2 separate regions of the Homo sapiens genome follow, and region 1 is linked to region 2. A link is a contact called in ENCODE Hi-C data. All regions are on one chromosome and are shown on one strand. The core of a region is the stretch at or near the end of the contact, and the rest is flanking DNA. Distances in the headings are between cores, read along the strand shown. Region 1 has its middle 33 kb from the start of GRID1. Region 2 holds the start of CERNA2 (competing endogenous lncRNA 2 for microRNA let-7b).

Region 1 (3,794 bases), core at 1,260-3,759, 2.2 Mb after region 2:
GCCAGGCATGGTGGCTCATGCCTGTAATCCCAGCAATTTGGGAGGCCAAGGGGGGAGGATTGCTTGAGGCCAGGATTTTGAGACCACTCTTGGCCACATAGTGAGACCCAGTCTCTTTAAACTCGCCCGCAGAGTTCTTTTTTCTTTTTTTTAACAGGATGAGAAAAATAGGAGCTTCAACTCATCTCCAACCAGGGTGAGGCAGGTGAGCAAAGAAAGGTCCTGGCTTGCAGCAAAGAATTTCAGAGCATACTAAACAGTTAAGGGATGCAGAAAATGAGATTTTAATGCAATAATTTTTTAAACAAAATTCAATGCCAAAAAATCCAGGATGAACAAAATATCAACCTTTTAAATAAAGATAGGATATTAATAGTCTTGTACTGAACCATACTGGAGCCTGAGGCCAAAGGAATAATCAGTGATGCTGATCCTGTCTTTATTATAGTGAAACAGTAACACGGTCCATAGCCCTTCTTGAGGATCTACTAAAGCACCAGTCGCAGAGACCAAAATAACTAGAGAAACATCACATTAATGATTGGTGATGATTAACAAATGTATAGTTATTTGTGGAGTGAAGACTAAATGAGGGTTTAAAAAGAGAGATTATGCTATCTAATGGCTTTACCATCTGAGAATGTAGAGTACAAACAAAAATAGGGGGTAGGCTGGGTACAGTGGCTCACGCCTGTAATCCCAGCACTTTGGGAGGCCAAGGAGGGCAGAACACCTGAGTTCAGGGGTTTGAGACCAGCCTAGCCAACATGGTGAAACCCTGTCTCTACTAAAAATACAAAAATTAGCCAGGCATGGTGGCATGTGCCTGTAATCCCAGCTACTCGGGAGACTGAGGCAGGAGAATCGCTTGAACCCAGGAGGCAGAGGTTGCAGTGAGCCAAGATTGTGCCACTGCACTCCAGCCTGGGCAACAGAGCAAGACTCTGTCTCAAAAAAAAAAAAAAAAAAATGGGGGGGATAAAAATAACATATGCAGAAAGAAAAAGTTTTAGGTGTTTTCAGAAATTATAGCTAGTTATGGTATTGATATTGTTATTCTGAACCTGTAAGTATATAAATTGAAATAAAACAAATGACTAATTGGATTCTAATTCAGTTATTCCTGGTGTCCTTAAGAACCAGGATTCCCAGTGTGGAAGAAAAGAAATACAGGTGTAATCAAGAAGTCCTCCACTTAACGTAGTTACATCAGTATAAATTCCCAGTGTATTTTATCATATATGTAATTTACAGCTCCTCCATTGAAAAGACCTAGAAACAAAGATCAACCAAGAAGTGAAGAGGATTCCTAGCACCCCAAACTGGTAAGATGTCTTGTCATTCCAGATAACAAGGAAGTGTTCAAAGGCTACTAGGGTCACATCTAAAGGACCCAAGGATTAACCTGAAGGGCTCCAGCTGCCCAAAGAGGGGACAATTTGTATGTTACTACTGACAGTAACTGCAACGTATTGAAATCCATCTAGCACATTTAAATCCTTGGCATCGTGATGGTATATTTTTTTAACTCTTCATTTTGGGAGGATGACAGGGTAGCAATTCGTCATCTTGAAAACGGATAAATAAATGCAAAGAAACAAGCATTTACCCGCCTTTCCTCTGTGAACGGTTCCACTGGGTAACCAAATAGCAGATGAGGAGAAGAGTCTCTTTATAAAATCAACCCAGATGATAAATGAAAAATAAATTATATAATTAGTATATCACCATTTTCATCCCCCAGTGAATTAATGAATGTAAGCATTGGACATCGTCTCTCCTCAGATCTCAAAAAATAGAGACAACCAGACATTATGTGCCTCCTGACAAAACAGCACTCCACCACCTGGAGTCTCACCAAAAATCTTGAACCTGAGTCTGATCAAGCCTTTGGATCCAGCTGTCAATTTGCAGGAAATGCAGAAAACAGGGAGATGTGTTGAACTGCACCAGGAGAATGCAATCAGTGAAATCCAGACTAGAAATCTCTTCAGATTCTTCCAAGGATACATTGCAAGGAAAAGAAAGTGATGGAGAAAGAAACTACAAATTAAAGAGACTTAAAATATATTAACAAAATGAGCAAGTCTAATTTATAGCCTCTAGAGAGGCGAACTTGGGTGACAACAATTTTTTAAAAACTCGGGTAAGTAATTACTATGAAAGGCAGGAGAGTGGCTACTTTGGGAAGGAGGGAGTCGAGTGAAATCGGGAAGGAGCACGGGTAAGGTATTCTGGGGGAAAGTACTGTTTCTTGGCTTGGGTAGTGGTTACAAAGGTGTTCATTTGATAATAATTCACAAATCTTCACATTTGTGTGGCTTTCTGTGTATTGGCGATTGAATTCAAACTCAGAACTGCTAAGGCCAGCGCCCAAGGCAGCCGACCGCAGAGGCGGGTGGGCAGAGTGGATGAAAAGCAGGCGCTCGGGCCTCCAGGCCTGGCGGGGACAGGAATGTGTTCCGGGCCCCTTGCAGGAGACGCACTGCAGGGGGCGCTGCGGGCACACTGAGACCTCGGAGAGGATCACAGCTCCTGGACCTAGCCCGCGACGCGCCCAGAAGCCTCTATCGCATTCAACTCAGAGCACGACCGCTCGGGAGGAGCGGGCCCATCCAGCCCAGGGGAGGGACCAGGCCGACTTCCGCGCAATGAGCCCTAGGCGGCCGCGCAGCGGTGCAGTGGGCGCGGAGCTGGCAATCAGCGACGACCCGCGGCTGCGGCCCTGCGGGAGCTGCACCATGCGGTCCGGGGCGAGTCGGCTGACACGCGCGCTCACGGCGAGTGGAGCCGGGAATCCAGACCCCAGACGCACGGCCGAGGACCGGCAGAACCCGCTGGATTGGCAGCTCAGGAGCGGGAGGGCGGAGGCGGCGGGCGGGGCCGCTGGAGGCCTGCAATCCCAGCGCATCCCGGGGAAGACCGCCCGCCGGTGTCCGTGTGGCCCCGCGCTCCTGGGGTGGGGCCCGCCTCGTCACCCCGCCCCGTCTGTCTCCTGGTCTCGGCTCGCCGCCGCCTCCGATGAACCTTCTCGGCCTTCCGCCGAGCTCGCCTGAGCGCGCTCCTAACCTGGCTCTGGGCTCCGCCGCTGGTCGCACGGGGATTGTGTCGGCCTCGCCCCCTCCCGCTCCTCCCACACCCTCACCTTCCAGGCGGGGAGGAAGGGCTGCAGCCCCACGGCCGCCGGAACGCCCTCCCGACCCAGGGAGAATCAAGGCCAGGGCTCTCCACCGCCCCTTCCATATCCGGGTCCCCGAGGCGGGCTAGGGTCTGTGGTTTGGGGACAGAAGAGGTCGCGATTGGAGCTGGTGGGCTCCCCTAGGGGAGAGCAGGGAGTTGGAGACGCAGCTCGGCCGAGCTTTCCTTCGCCCACCCACTTTTCGGGTTGGAAGACTGAGGCAGCGGGCATGACTGGGGCCCCGCAGTGCCGGCGCCTCTGGAGGCAGAGAGAGCGCCTGGAAGGCGGCGCCGACGCCGCGGTGCGTCACTCGCCCACCTACTTACCAAAGCAGGTGACACTCGCAAACCCTGGCCCCGCGCCGCCCGCCCCAGGGTGCGGGGGAGAATAAAAAGGGCAGAAGACAGGAGTGGGGCCTAAGGGCGCGCGTGTCCCCCCGACCCCTAGCCTCCTCTCCAGGTGAGCGGCGCGCCCCACCCGGGCCTCCGAGGCCACCGCTGGGTAAAGGGAGCGAAGCCGAGGGGGGCGCCCGTGCTGGCTGGGGTCCGAGACCCGGTTTCCTCCGTGACCCAGCAAGTGTCGAGACGCGCCCAGGGACAGGAGCTGGACTTGGAGT
Region 2 (3,830 bases), core at 1,331-3,830:
GTGCCACTCTAGTTATTCAGCAGAGTGCCCAGTAAAGGTCCACCACAATACCACCACACATCCACTCGGGGATGAACAAGGGCTGACTGATTGATAAGCTCTTGAAAATTCTTAAGCTCACTGCATCCCTTCAGGTCTCCAAGGAATGCTAAGTCTCCTCCCTGCCACGAGAGACAAGAAGTGAACTTAGCGTTGGGAGACAGAAGCTGGATGGCCTTCGGGGGCTGACCCTCAGGGACTTCAGGATATAGCAGAGAGAGCTTGGCATGACTTATTACTCCAGGCTGTAGAATCCTGGAAAACAGCTACCATGCAGCCCACGCCTGGTCGACTGGAGGACCACCTTAGTGGAAGGGGGACAATCAGGGCCTCTGGCCTGCCATGTGCACAAGCATAACAATTGCTTTTGTTTAATGTGCAGATGGAATATTTGATCCATTTCAACCAGGCATTTGCATCTTGGTATGCTGTCTTAATTTCCAAAGTTTGTTTTAAGTCTTTAACTTCTATGATCCTCTAGTAAAAGGAATGTTTCCTTTAGTACCTATTTTTATTAGTTTTTAGACCAAAGAAAGTTAAACACCATTTTATATTTAATAATGCTTCTTGTATGATTTTTATACCAGATAAGCTAAATTTTACCTTTATATTAGTGTGTTATTAATGTTAAACTTAATTTTAATAAAACCTTGTAGATATATTTATCCAATTTTTCATGTTTGACCATAAGGTGAGATTTTATAGACTCTTTTTAACCTTTTATAATTTTTGTTAAAGAGCAGGTTGATGCTTTAAGAAAAACCTGTTGCATTTTTACTTTAATGTCCAGTTCACAGAAAAGCTGGATGATACCTTTTTAACTTTAGCTAATATGTTTATACACAGAATTTTCTTTACAATTAAAGTTTTAAAACTTGCTTAAACTTTCAAAACAATAATTTTTTAACCTTTTAATGTTGGTAAAAATCCACATTCTTATGCCTCCTTATAATCTTTTTACCAAAGGTATATTTTACTATTTTTATACACCTTGCACATAAACTGTTTCTTCAATAGTAGTACTCAGGAGGCTTTTTTGCATAAATTTTTTTATAACATTTTTTCTTTCACAACTTTCGCCGACAATTCTTCAACATGCCTCAACTTTCTGACTTATTACAAACATTTTTTTTCTTTAAACAACCAGTTAATTTATTTCAGGACAAGAATTTACCATATAACACTCTTTTTACATAAATTCTGCCTCCCCCCCGCTTTTTTTTTTGAAGATAACCATTCCTTTTTTTAAAGCGAACTTTCTTTATGTCTTTGGACTAGACTCTCTAAGGCCACAAGATTAGAAGTTACCACAATATATGTTATGCTGTTAACTTTTAGCAAACTTCACTTTTGTTGAAAACCTTGTAAGTTTGGGATTTCAATTATCCTTTGCTATTAATAAGACCTTGTTTAGTCTAAATTAACTTAGAATTGGTATAGATGGCCTCTTTTTTTTTTTTCTCTGCTGGTCTTTCCTTGCCTCTCCCAACTGCTTATGCTGCTGTTCTTTTAACTACTGTGGAGGGGAAGGGGGTCTAAAACCAGCTGTAACTGTCTATGTATGGAAACTGGTCTGGGTGCCTTGGCTTACAGGTTGCCCTGTGTCATACCGTTGAAACAAGGGACCTGTCCAGGCTTCTTTCTGATGACCAACCCACTCTAATGCTGGCCAGTCTATTTCACACAAAGTTCTAAGTTTTCCTGGTGTCACAGTAACATCGTAATCTCCCTTAAATTCTTTCTTGAAATTTTTATTTTTTTTAACATAGTTCCTAGTGGGGTGGGCTTATTTTTGCCTGACCCATGCTTCTTCAAGACAAAACACCATGTTCACACCACACACACACCACAAAACAAAAAACAGGTAAAAAGGGCACACACACACTTTTGCAGTTTACACCAAACCAAAATCAGAGTATCCAGAAATCCAAGCCAGGTCAAAACTAAAACCAAAGTATCACACAATCTAAGTCAAGTCAAAACCAGAACAAAAGTGTCAATGCAGGCATGCCGTGGGTGATCAGGCCATGTTTCCACCCAGATGGAGTAGGGCAAGTTCCAAAGACTAGTCTTACCAACTCAAGCCAAGTCAAAACCAGAACAAAATGCCAATACAGGCACACTGTGGGTGATCAGGCCACGCTTCCACTCAGATGGAGTGGGGCAAGTTCCAAAGACTAGTCTTACCAAGTTGTAGATGTCCGGACTCCAAGTGCCAGTTCCTTCCTGGTGTTCAGCCACTGTGTTAATCTTCCGTGGGGGCCTGCTACACGCTGCTCTGGCAAGGCGTTCCATTGGGGCAATTGCCTACCCGGGAGCGCTCTTTGGATCACGTCACTCAGGCTGGCCGGAGTTCCCCTCACGGATGCTCCACAGGGCAGGCCTAAGCCGCCTAAGGGGCTGCCTCGGCCATCCGTCAGTCACCTCGTTTCCCAGTCAGGGAACCAAGAAATGTAGCAGGGTGAGCCGCAGACAAAACCTCTCAGACACTGAGTTGTAGAAGGCAGGGCTTTATTCAGCTGGGAGCATCGGCAAGCTACTGCCTTCAAATCTGAGCTCCCTGAATACACAATTTCTGTTCCTTTTAAGGGCTCACAACACTAAAGATTTCACATGAAAGGGTCGTGATTGATTTGAGCAAGCAGGCGGTACGTGACAGGGGCTGCATGCACCGGTGGTCAGAGAGAAACAGAACAGGGCAGGGAGTTTCACAATGTTCTTCTATACAATGTCTGGAATCTATGAATAACATTGGTTTTTAAGTTATGAGTTGATTTTTAACTACTGGGTTTAGTCCAGGCAGGCCCAGGCCTGGTTTCAGGCCTGGCGCCGGGCTGCCTGTCTTTGGTTTTACTTCCTTGTTTTTTCTTAAAAGAGGTACTGAGTATAAAACAATATAAAACAATATGAGAGGGTATCTCTCTTCCCTCAGTTTGGGAGTGGAGGTTTGAGAGCAGCCCAGGCAGAGGCTCATCAGGGTGCATGGGAAACATCCTAATTTCTTCCGAAAAATATTCCTCCTACCCACCACCTCTCATAGGCCCAGGGGCTCTGAACCCTCTGACACCATCTGAGGCCAGAGCCTAGCAAGTGTTCAGGCACCCATGCACCATTATTAAAGGGAACTCAGACCCACTCTGATGGAAAAGGAGCCCAAAGCATTCCTGTCATCAGTCTCTACCCGGCTGAAGGATCCCCCGGCCTCCCTTTTGCCAGTCTGATTCCTCTGCTGGTCCAGGAAGCCCACCATGACCTGGCCTACCATGCCAGGCCATCTCCGACCCAATCTTATTCCATCTCTGCAGAGTGTCCCCTCCCTCCCCCACCTTCTGACTGAGCAACCTACGTCCCCTTCCTTCAGTATAGACAGCACTTACAATGCTGTGAGACAGTCACTTGTCTGCACAGCTTCCTCCACCAACAGGAGCTCCTTGAGGCGAGGCACAGTGTCTTCTGTGTCCCTGGAGCCAAGCGCATGGCTCAGCCCAGGTCACGTGTCCAGTGAATGGGTGGCATCTGAGCCTCCTGCACCTGTGGTCAGACTTTCCCCCATGCCTGCCCTGGGCAGAGGCTCCTCTCTTCCAGGCCTTGTTCAGGGTGACCCTGTACTTGAAGTGTCTTCTCATTTCATCACTGTCTTAAACATCAAAGTCCACCTGTGGCCCCACCTCCTTTAAGAGCTGTGTGAGCACCTTGGTGCAGATGGCTTCTCATACATGCCTCAATACAGGCTTGTGAGAGAGATAGTCCTGTGCCCATTTCACAGATGGGAAGCCGACTCAAAGACATTC

Evidence for each region. A loop is a pair of places that touch in the nucleus more often than their neighbours do. Pooled maps may share reads with other maps.
Region 1: a loop to region 2 is called in a map with no recorded cell type, with 8 times the contacts of the local background. The contact joins the enhancer-like site here to the promoter of CERNA2 in region 2. A Hi-C loop is called at or near these places in 8 of 37 single-sample maps with no recorded cell type and 5 of 50 pooled maps.

What each region holds. Positions count from the first base shown.
Region 1 is chr10:86,397,487-86,401,280 of GRCh38, forward strand. No RefSeq gene overlaps it. Among named protein-coding and RNA genes, the nearest start is that of GRID1, 33 kb to the left of the region's middle. RefSeq lists enhancers at 2,288-3,281, 2,345-2,394, 2,386-2,680, 2,485-2,534, 3,282-3,794 and silencers at 2,685-2,914, 2,925-2,974, 3,665-3,714, 3,785-3,794. Within about 2 kb of position 2,510, at least 21 of the 41 ENCODE cell types and tissues checked have a DNase peak (open chromatin) inside an H3K27ac peak, as active enhancers do.
Region 2 is chr10:84,169,496-84,173,325 of GRCh38, forward strand. CERNA2 (competing endogenous lncRNA 2 for microRNA let-7b) reads right to left here and starts at 2,581. Exons shown (of 2, transcript NR_134505.1): 1 at 2,227-2,581. RefSeq lists enhancers at 1,900-2,401, 2,316-2,365, 2,716-2,955, 3,776-3,825.